2 separate regions of the Homo sapiens genome follow, and region 2 is linked to region 1. The links are chromatin loops, found by intact Hi-C in ENCODE. Cell type or tissue: Caco-2. All regions are shown on one strand. Links, peaks and the distances in the headings refer to the core of each region. The heading gives the core; the rest is flanking DNA.

What was found. Peaks named below come from ENCODE experiments on the same cell type or tissue, not always from the same donor. Only the 100,000 strongest peaks of a DNase experiment are listed, where the experiment ranks them.
Region 2: it touches region 1 in a loop (5-fold over the local background); 3 of 110 quality-filtered maps call a loop at or near these places.

Annotation. Positions count from the first base shown.
Region 1 is chr6:100,945,685-100,951,072 of GRCh38, forward strand. All of the region lies in intron 2 of LOC107984041 (a long non-coding RNA gene), which reads left to right. Among named protein-coding and RNA genes, the nearest start is that of ASCC3, 67 kb to the left of the region's middle. In Caco-2, for the core only: no CTCF peak of the experiment used is centred there; a DNase peak (open chromatin) is centred at 3,067.
Region 2 is chr6:100,887,711-100,893,098 of GRCh38, forward strand. LOC107984041 (a long non-coding RNA gene) reads left to right here. Exons shown (of 8, transcript XR_007059692.1): 2 at 4,288-4,335. It also overlaps the pseudogene LOC728098. Among named protein-coding and RNA genes, the nearest start is that of ASCC3, 9.1 kb to the left of the region's middle. In Caco-2, for the core only: no CTCF peak of the experiment used is centred there; no DNase peak of the experiment used is centred there.

The sequences.
Region 1 (5,388 bases), core at 88-5,087:
TGCAAGATTGACAAGGCAATCAGGTACGTGAACCCATTTCTTTTTTTGAGACGGAGTCTTGCTCTGTTGCCCAGGCTGGAGTGCGGTGGCGTGATCTTGGCTCACTGCAAGCTCCGCCTCCTGGGTTCACGCCATTCTCCTGCCTCAGCCTCCCGAGTAGCTGGGACTACAGGCACCCGTCACCATGCCCGGCTAAGTTTTTTGTATTTTCAGTAGAGACAGGGTTTCACTGTGTTAGCCAGGATGGTCTCGATCTCCTGACCTCGTGATCTGACTGCCTCGGCCTCCCAAAGTGCTGGGATTACAGGCATGAGCCACCGCACCTGGCCAAACCTATTTCTTTTAACGCTTATAAAGAGCTAAGAAAGAGCATTACAGAAAACAGAGCTGCTAGCCCATTTATGAAAGGAATGATTATGCCATGGCAGACAACTTCCATATGACCCCATGGGACTGGTCAGTGCTAGCTAAAACAACTTTGGAGCCCAGCCAATACCTCCTTTGGAGGGCAGAATATGATGAGTTGTGTGAACAAGAAGCCAACCAGAATCAAGTGGCCGGGCAAGGCATAACAGCTGCTATGCTCCAGGGGAGGGGTCCCCATGCTGATGTACAACAACAACTAAATTTTCATTCCCAGGCCTATGCACAAGTGTCTTTGTGCTGTCTCACGGCTTTGGACTGAATTCCCAGAAGTGGAGTTCAGCAGTTTATAAATGTTTGACAAGGGCCTCAGAGCCAGTTGTTGAATTTATCAATCGGTTAACCCAGGCAATTAAGAGACAAATTAGTCATGCCAAGGCTGCTGATATCTTATTGTTGCAATTGGCTTATGAAAATGCTAATGTTGACTGCCAGCAAGTAATGCAGGCAATCAGAGGAAAGACAGCCACAGTTGGGGAACTTATATGAGCATGTCAACTGGTGAGGACTGAAACACACAAAGCCAAAATATTGGCTATGGCATTAAGACCTCCTAAAGTGAAAAGGGAGAGAAACCCAAATTGTTTCCTATGCAGAGAGCCAGGTCATATGAAGAGGGAATACACCAATAATAGAGACCAAGGTAACTCAAGGAAAGAACCCCCTTCTATATGCCCCCAATGTAAAAAGGGGAAACATTGGGCAAATCAATGCAGGTCCAAATTTAATAAAAACAGCAACCCGATAAGTAACCAGGTGGGAAACCTCATGAGGGGGCCGGCCCCAGGCCCTGCTTCAAACTGGGGCAATGCCAGTAGCTTTCCTCGATCAGATGGAAAGCCCACAGTCCTTCTCTCAGAGCAGCCACCACTGGCAGCACAGGACTGGACTTACTTTGCCCCAATGATTTAGTGCTAAGAGAAGGAGAAGACCCTAAAAGGGCTGCAACTGGTATCTGGAGCCCACTGCCTCCAGGAACAATGGGATTAGTCCTAGGGTGATCAAGCCTATCCAGTAAAGGAATTAATGTGTTCACTGGGGTAATTGATAGTGATTATCAAAGTGAAATATTAGTTGTGATGGAATGTAAAGGTCTGCATATTCTTCCCCCGGATCAAAGATAGCTCAGTTACTACTTTTACCATACTGGGTCCCCAATGCCCATGGAAGGGAATGGGGAAAGGGAAGTTTTGGAAGCACAGGAGCCATAGGAGTATATTGGAATCAATTAATCACTGATCATGATCACCTTAAAAATTGGAAATAAGAATTTTACTGGTTATTGGACACAGGAGCAGATATTTTGATTATTAGTGATCAAAACTGGCCAGAAGCTTGGCCTTGGGTCACTCAGAAACAAAAAATTGTCAGCACTGGAGAAGTGCACACAGCCAAGCAGAACACATGCCCCCTAACATGTTGCGATTTGGAGAGGAGAAAAACAGTTACACAACCTCTAATCATGCCCATCCCTGTTAATCTTTGGGGACAGGACCTATTAGCCCAATAGGGGGTCACTCTGCAGACCCCTTTCTAATAATGGCCACTGTTATTATCCCTCCCCTACCCCTGACATGGCTCTCTCAAGATCCAATTTGTGTAGAACCGTGGTCTTTAAAGGGAGCTAAATTACAAAGAGCCCATAAATTAGTTGAGGAGCAATTAAAAGCCAGCCATATAGAACCATCAAACAGCCCTTGGAATTTGCCCATTTTCATCATTCCCAAAAAGTCTGGTAAATGGAGACTTTTGCATGACTTACGTGCTATTAATGCTAATTTGCAACCTATGAGGCCCCTTCAACAGAGGCTCCCTTCCCCCATGGTAATTCCTCAAGATTGACCTATAATCATTATTGACTTAAAAGACTGCTTTTGTACTATTCCCCTTGCAGAACAGGACAGAGAAAAATTTGCATTTACAATACCAGCTATTAATAATGAAAGGCCAGCTTACTGATTTCATTGGAAAGCCCTGTCTCAAGGGATGCTAAACAGTCCTACCATGTGTCAATATCATGTAAATCAGGCTTTATTCCCCAGTAGAAAAGAATTTCCTAATTGTAAGATTATTCATTTCACAGATGATATTTTACTAGCAGCCCCAATGGAGCCAGTACTTTTAAGTTTATATGCCTCTGTTGTAAAGAATACACATTTAAGAGGTTTAATCATAGTACCTGAAAAAGTACAAATGTCCTCTCCTTGGAAATGTCTTGGGTACATACTAACTTCCCGGTCGGTAAGACCTCAAAAGTTAAATTAAATACTAGCAACTCACACACCTCAAATGATTATCAGAAATTACTAGGTGATATTAACTGGCTTCACCCCACCTTGGGCATACTACTGATAAGTTACAGAACCTGTTTTCTATCTTAAAAGGCAATGCTGCCCTAGACTCTCCTAGGTATTTAACTCTTGTAGCACAAAGGGAAATTGAGGAAGTAGAGCAAGCTATTTCTCAGAGGCAACTAGATTGCATAGATCAACGACATTCAGTTCAGTTGTTTGTTTTTCCCACTAAACATTCCCCTACAGGGTTAATAGGACAGATGGCCCCAGGGCTATGCTTCCTAGAATGGGATTTTTGCTCACATACCAGGACTAAAACACTCTCTCCCTATGTCCAGCTGGTTAGTAAAGTCATCTATTCAGGCCACAGGCGATGCAATCAGTTGCTAGGTTATGACCCTGATGTCATCAGAATTCCTTTGAGTATAAAGCAATTCGAAGCAGTATTGCCCTTTAGGCCTGCAAATAGTACTCTCTGATTACACAAGCCATATAGAGCATGCCCTTCCTGTTGATAAACTACCTCAGTTCTTATCTCATACTTCTGTGGTTTTGCCTACAAAAATACTTCACTCCCCCATACCTAAAGCTTTAATACTGTTTACTGATGGCTCTGGTATACACAGAAAAGCAGCTGTCTGGTAGAGATTGCATAATTCCCTCACTCATTCTGGATTTACTAGCACTCAGAGAGCTGAGGTTGGAGCCTTAATATTGGCCTTGGAAACTTTTTCCACTCAGCCCATCAATATTGTTAGTGACTTTGCTTACTCTGTTTATTACAGAACCTTGAGACAGCCTTCATTAAGTCCACTCTGGATCTCACCCTGTGTGCACTTTTTCTTCAACTTTAGCAATTGCTAGATCAACGTACACATCCTATTCTTATTACACATATTTGGGCCCACAGCTCACTGCCTGGCCCATTGGCTTATGGCAATGATCAAGCAGACCTACAGGTTATGACATCACAGCTTGACCAAGCCACCTAATTGCATCATTTTTTCCACCAAAACTGGAGAAACTTATCTAAACAATTTCAACTTACCCAGAGACTAGCTAAACAAATTATCCTGCAGTGCCCAGATTGCCAGCTCACAGGCACATCCCCTCCTTCAACAGGTGTTAATCCTGGGGGACTAGAACCTAATCAGTTATGGCAAACAGATGTTACACATGTCCCTGAATTTGGAAAACTTAGATATGTACATGTATCCATTGATACCAATTCCCACTTAATTAGTGCTCACCTGATATGTCATTAGACATCTTTTAACTTTTGCATTTATGGGGCGGCCCACAAAAATTAAAACTGATAATGGTCCGGCTTATGCCAGCTCACAAGTTCAACAACTTTGTCACACGTGGAACATCCAACATTCCACAGGCATCTCGTATAACCCCCAAGGACATGCCATAGTAGAACGTACCCAACCCACCCTTAAAAATATGCTCAGAAAACAAAAAAGTGGTAATGTGAGTAAGGACCCTGCAACACTATTAGCACAAGCCTTATTTACTCTTAATTTTTAAAATTTAGATGATAAATTTAAATCAGCTGTAGGAAAGCACTTTGCTAAAACCTCTCAAACATAAAACCTGCAGTTTTATGGAAAGATGCAAACAGTAATGTATGGTGTGGTCCAAATAAATTGTTAACGTGGGGAAGAGGATATGCTTGTGTTCGCACCCCCTCAGATCCTCTTTGGATTCCAGCATGATGCATCAAACCATACCATGGTGTGGCTAGGACCCCTTGCTTTGTCTGCAACCTGTACCTGCTACACTCTATTGGGCTCATCTCTTAGATCCGCCTTTCTTCCGCCCCGTCACCTGGGCAGACACCCCCTTCCCAGCCTCTAATAATGTAACTGCTTGGCTGGGAGGGATAGATTTACCCCCAGTTGGATCCATCATTAATGGCACACATTGGACTAAGGTGTCAGTAACACTACATATCACTCCACTATCCTCCCACTGTGTGTAAGTTATAAAAATTCTAACTGTTACTATGTACCTGCCCAAACATAATTATGGCTACATCATGGCAAAGGAAGTGCTTTAACAGTCTTAGTTTCAGGAGTCCTCAAACTGGGCAATGCAGTCAATGCTACTTTCCCAAACATTCCTTCCTGTGCTAAAGAACAAAGCCGGGAAAGCAATGGATTCCACTTTAGCTGGGAGGTGTCTCACAGGGTGCATGCCCATAGCCTCCAGCTAGGCAATTATAACGTCTTAGACTGGAGCCCCCACAGCCATTTGCAGGGCGATCGCACTGATGTCCGCATCTATTATGGCATCAATGACAGTTTCGTATCCATGTCCCATTCCCCTATAATTTGGGCCGATAGGGGGATGGGATATCCCAGACCCCAAGTAGAGTCCATGCCACCCCAAGACATTTTATGGCACCTGGGACTTCTTAGCACCCCCCCTTAACACCTGGGATGGGACATATCATAATTCCAGTCACAATTACACTATGACCTTTTTTCATAATCACACTTATCAGTGCCTGATTTGCACCACCCATCCGTACGTTTTCCTTGTGGGGACCAATATTTCCATTACACCCCAAAACTCCATGTTTGTGACCCAAGTTCAGGGACAGGCTTGGTATGCCTCTTGTATCACTAATTATAATATATCTAATTTAAATATTACTAGTGTC
Region 2 (5,388 bases), core at 312-5,311, 58 kb before region 1:
TGAGGAATAAAAGGCTACTAATTGCATGCGTGTGTACTGCTCAGGTGATGGGTGCACCAAAATCTCACAGATCACCAGTGAAGAACTTACTCATGTAACCAAACACTACCTGTGCCCCAATAACCTATGAAAAGAAAAAATTTCAAATAATAATAATCAATATTTAAAAAAAGTAAAACAAAAAATGAAGATATAGTAAACCAAATAGTGCCAGAATAAAAGGGAGGAAAGAGTAGTTCCTCAAAAGAAATTTTTAAAAAATATTACCATGGAAAGGGTAAAAAACAGTACATATGCAGGAAAATTAGTACCGAAAGGAAGAAAGAGAGCCAATGAAGGAGAAAAAAAGAGTGGTTAAAGAGTTATGAGATAAACGAAGAGTATATTTAAAAAGTTTTCTTCAATCACCAAGGTAATTCCTGCTTCAGAGTTAAGGAGGGTGAAGATTGAGTAAATGTCTTTGGAAATTTAAGTGATTGATGATTTGAAGCAATTTAGTAACATGGTAGGCATGGCATTAGATGTCAAGTGTAAGAGAGTAAATGAGAAGTGAGAAAGTGAAAACAGTGATGATAATTGTTTTTGTCTAATAAATGAATGAAAAATGCAGGGCAATATATGGAAGAAATATCAAGGTCCAGAAAAAAACTGTTACTTGCATGTTGTTTTTAGGATAGAAAAAAAAACATATAAATAGAAGGAAAGAACCTATAAGAAGTGAATCAAGTAAGGAAATAATAAGGTAAAGGCAGACAAGGATACACTGAAGTCTGTGGGTGAAGTTATTCTTAACCTTGGTAGAGAGAAGTTTTCCTGGGACACAGGAGGGAAGAAGTAGAGGATGTTTGAAAATACAGGGAACATTTAATGTGTTGAGGAATGTATAGCTATATAAATTTTGAAGTGAATATGCAATATGAAAGCCATGTTTCTTTTGGTGTCCTTGAAATTATGAATTGTTCATTGCAAAAATATTTTAAACTACTTCCAATCAGGTAGTGAGATATTAAATTTTTATAAAATACAAAAATCAGACAAAATCCAATTTCAAGAATGCAGTCATAGATTAGGTTGCAAAAAGCAACACCATTCTCAGTCAATATAAACATATGAAATGAAAACTACAAGTCACAGTTGTCACTGGTTAATTTAACCTGGTGTCCAATTGGTTTCCTAAATGCCAGGTGATACCCCATGATAAATGTGGGTATACCTATGAACATATGTTAGTGTGTGTGCATGAGACCTAGAGAAAAGAAAATTGGAAGTAATTAGCTTCAAAACTAATGATTTTTATCTAGCCTTTAATATCTGAAACTAGATTTGACTTTCTTATACAAGCAAATAATCCACCAAAGTTTGGGGCTGAAATATATTTATCCTTAAAGCATTGTGTGAAAAGGGAAGAATCATTCCTTGCCAACTGTTGTCTTTCTATCATTCCTCCAAGAGATAAGTTAGGATATGAGACCCCAAACCAACAACTTAATAGAGTTTTCTTCTCATATAATAGGCTAGTGATGGGTACTCCTGAAATTGTGTAGTTGCTTTCTCAATTTAGTCATCCCGGGACGAGAGTACCTTCTTTCTTGTCACTTTGCCATTTCTAGAGTGTTGTTTTCATCTAATAGTTCAAAATGGCTCACAGTCATGACCATATATATTTCAAGCAGCAGTCTAAAGGAAGAGGAGAAGAAAAGGACATATCTTTGGGAACATGAGTTGAAAGTACACCTATCGAGGAGGAGCCGTGCGCTGCTGGTGCTGCTGGTGCTGTTGCCGCCGCTGCTCTCGCTGCAGTCAGTCAGGCTGCGCCTGCTTCTTCAGGGCCCAGTCCCTTGGACACATCGCCGCTTCTAGACCCTCCTGCAGTCTCGGATATTGCTGGGAAAATGTCTGATGAATTTTCGTTGGCAGATGCACTACCTGAACACTCCCCTGCCAAAACCTCTGCTGTGAGCAATACAAAACCTGGCCAACCTCCTCAAAGCTGACCAGGCTCCAACCCTTGGAATAATCCGAGTACTCCACCTTCGGTGCCATCTGGACTCCCACCAAGTGCAACACCCTCCACTGTGCCTTTTGGACCAGTACCAACAGGAATGTATCTCTCCGTGCCTCCCACCGGACCACCTCCAGGACCCCCAGCACCCTTTACTCCTTCTGAACCATCATGCCCCCCACCTGGTGGTCCTTATCCAGCCTCAACTGTGCCAGGCCCTGGCCCATAGGGCCATATCCTATACCAAATATGCCCTTTCCAGAGCTACCCAGACCATATGGTGCTACCCACAGATCCAGCTGCAGCTGGTCCTTTAGGTCCATGGGGATCCATGTCTTCTGGACCTTGGGTGCCAGGAATGGGAGGGCAGTATCCTACCCCTAATATGCCCTATCCATCTCCAGGGCCATATCCTGTTCCTCCTCCTCCCCAAGCCTCTGGGGCAGCACCACCTGTTCCATGGGGCACCGTTCCACTAGGAGCCTGGGGACCACCAGCACCATATCCTGCCCCTACAGGATCGTATCCCACACCAGGACTCTATCCTACTCCTAGTAATCCTTTCTAAGTGCCTTCAGGACCTTCTGGTACTCCACTGATGCCTGGTGGCCCCCATTCTTACCATTAAGTTAACAATGGACGAAGAGATGACGCTTTGCTTTTTGAAGTACGTATATATGCACATGAATGCATATATAAAAAGTGCTGGTTTCACTATTAGAGGGCATTCATGAAAGAACAACTCTTGCACCTCTCAGAGAAGATAACTGCCTCTTGTACTTGGATGTGTAGTACATCATATGTATACAATCAGATAAAAGCATAGAAGTAAATCATTCAGATGTGATTTTTATTTGGTTTTCATGGAAAGTTAAAGTGATAAAGTATATTCACTAGCTCTTTGACAGAATTTGTTTAAACTATGAAACTACACACTTAAAAATCTAAGATGTGGATTATTGTTAGAATCTGTGACTTCATTGGCAAATTACTTCAAGTATTTTTCTATAATCACTTTCCCCTTCTAAATAAATAAACTTTGAGAATAACCCATCATAATCCAAACAAGTGATGCCTCAACATTTTGAGCTGCTCTGTCGGACAAATAAACCTGGTCCTCTTGAGGTTATATTGTGGATGTCATTTTTAAACTGTCAGTAATTATTGTCAGATGTGGAGTTCAATAGCCAGCCAGTGTTCATTTTTATCCTTGAGCTTTTAGTAAAAATTTCCTGGTTTTATTTTTAGTCATTGGGTCATACAGCCCTAAAGTCTGCTATTTATGGAAACTAACTTTTTTGTTTTTAATCCAGGCCAACATGTATGTAAATTAAATTTTTAGCTAATTGATTAAAAAAAAAAAGAAAGTATACCTATCACTTACAGTCATATTTTATTTACGAGACTTAAGTCACATGGTGACACCCAGTTGCAAGGAAAGCTAGAACATACAGTCCTCATTTTAAGCAACTATATACTTAGTTAAAAAGCATGGGTTCTATTACTGTAAGAGATAAAGAGATATTTAGAGATAAATGTTTCACCCATAAAGCTTTTCCTCAGTTAAAGCAAACATACTGGTATTAAGCAGATAAGGGTAGCCTCTCTTCAGTTCTTATCAGAACTGAACCTCAGGGAACAGAATGGAATGTAATGTCAATAATAACTTTTATCTCTTTCAAGCATATGAAAATTGAGCTAGTAGAAGATGGCAAAATAAAATGCTGGATATTAATTATTTTAAAAATTAATTTTTCCTGAAACTTAAACTATTCTTAAGTATTTTTATGATTAAGTGAAATTTTCATTCACTCTACCCACAACTAATTAAGCATATATCTCATAATCCACACTTTGCTAAGCATTGTGAAACATTCCAAAGAAAAATATGATATGATCTCTATTCTCAAGGAATTTACAAGAACTTACAGTTTGGGTAGGAGACAAATTTAACATTCACAAGACTTTTCAAAAACAATTAGGTGCTGAGTTGTGTGATACTTCTTTTATGAATACAAAAGGAGTCTAAATTAAAGATAGGCCCCTGTTGGCTGCAGGAGATTAAAAGCCTTTGTGGAAAACTGAAATTTGAATTGATCATATAAGTATAGGTAGAATTTATTTATAAAACCTTTCATATGTAAACTCTTAAAAGGTGTATTTGTAGGATTCATTCTAGAATATAAAGTTACTGAATTTTAAAATTCTTTTGTTGCTGGTGATAGTTTAAAGGATAAAAGTGGCTGATTCAGTGTATATGCCAGTTTTCTGTGTTTTTGCTTTAGGTTGTATCCACGAGTACCAGCAGAGTGCCTGACACATAGTAGACATAAGTAAGTATTTGTTAAATAATTTTCTTTTTATAATAGTGTTTCCTTTATTATTTGACCAAGAACTTTTAAAAATTGAGCTATAGCTTTTTTAAACATTGAAGTGTTCCAAAGTATAGAAACCTTAAGTGAACAGTGCTATACACCACTTCATGCAACTGATAGATGCAGGAGGACGATAAGGGAGGGTCCTGGGAGAAGCTCCCACTGGCCTGGGCATGGGGAGGATGGGGTGGAGCCTCAGGAAATTCACGCCATTTGCAGGGGGCAGGAGCCTGGGCTCATCAGTTCCTGTGTGGTGACCTGGGATTCAATCTGTGAGGCCTGTTAACAGGAACCCCTCTCGCTTTGCAAAGTATTTTTTTCCTTTTTGCCCAGTAAATTCCATTCCCCCTCACCCTGCAAAGTGTCTGCATGCCTAATTTTACCTGGTCACTTGGCAAGAACTTTTTTTTTTTCTCAACATTTTTGGCACCCAGAACTTGGGACATGAAGAAGGGTGAGTGAAATGTGGACTGAAAACCTCTCACTTTTATTTCTGAGTATTTTGTTCCTATGACATTTTTCTTCTTTTTTTGAGGACAGTAACAGCATCTATCTTTTCTCCTCCCCTCCCCTCCCCTCCCCTCCCCTCTCTTTTCTTTTCTTTTACAATATGGGAGGTGGTCCACACCCACCACAACAGCCACAAGCATGCCTGTGGGTTGGTTGGGCAAGCAGTGGCTCCCCACCCGCCTTCTCTCCCAGCTGAGTGGAGTGCATGGCCCTGACTGCCACATGTGTGTGCAGTGTCCAGCTGCATGGCAGGAATGAGCCACAGTCACTATCCAGGCACCAGGGCCGCCTTGGGGGCTTGGGCTCTGCACAGCTGGCTGGCCAGACTCCTGCTGGGTCCATGCCTGGGGGAAAGGAACCAATTTGCAAAAGAATATGAAGTTCTTCCCCCAGGCATCTTTCCAACCCTGCACTTTAACTTTTGTTTCCTTTTCGCTATCTAGTCAGCAGTTAATTTTTATGTGAGAGGGTTACTTTTTTTTTTTCTTTTTGGAAAACATT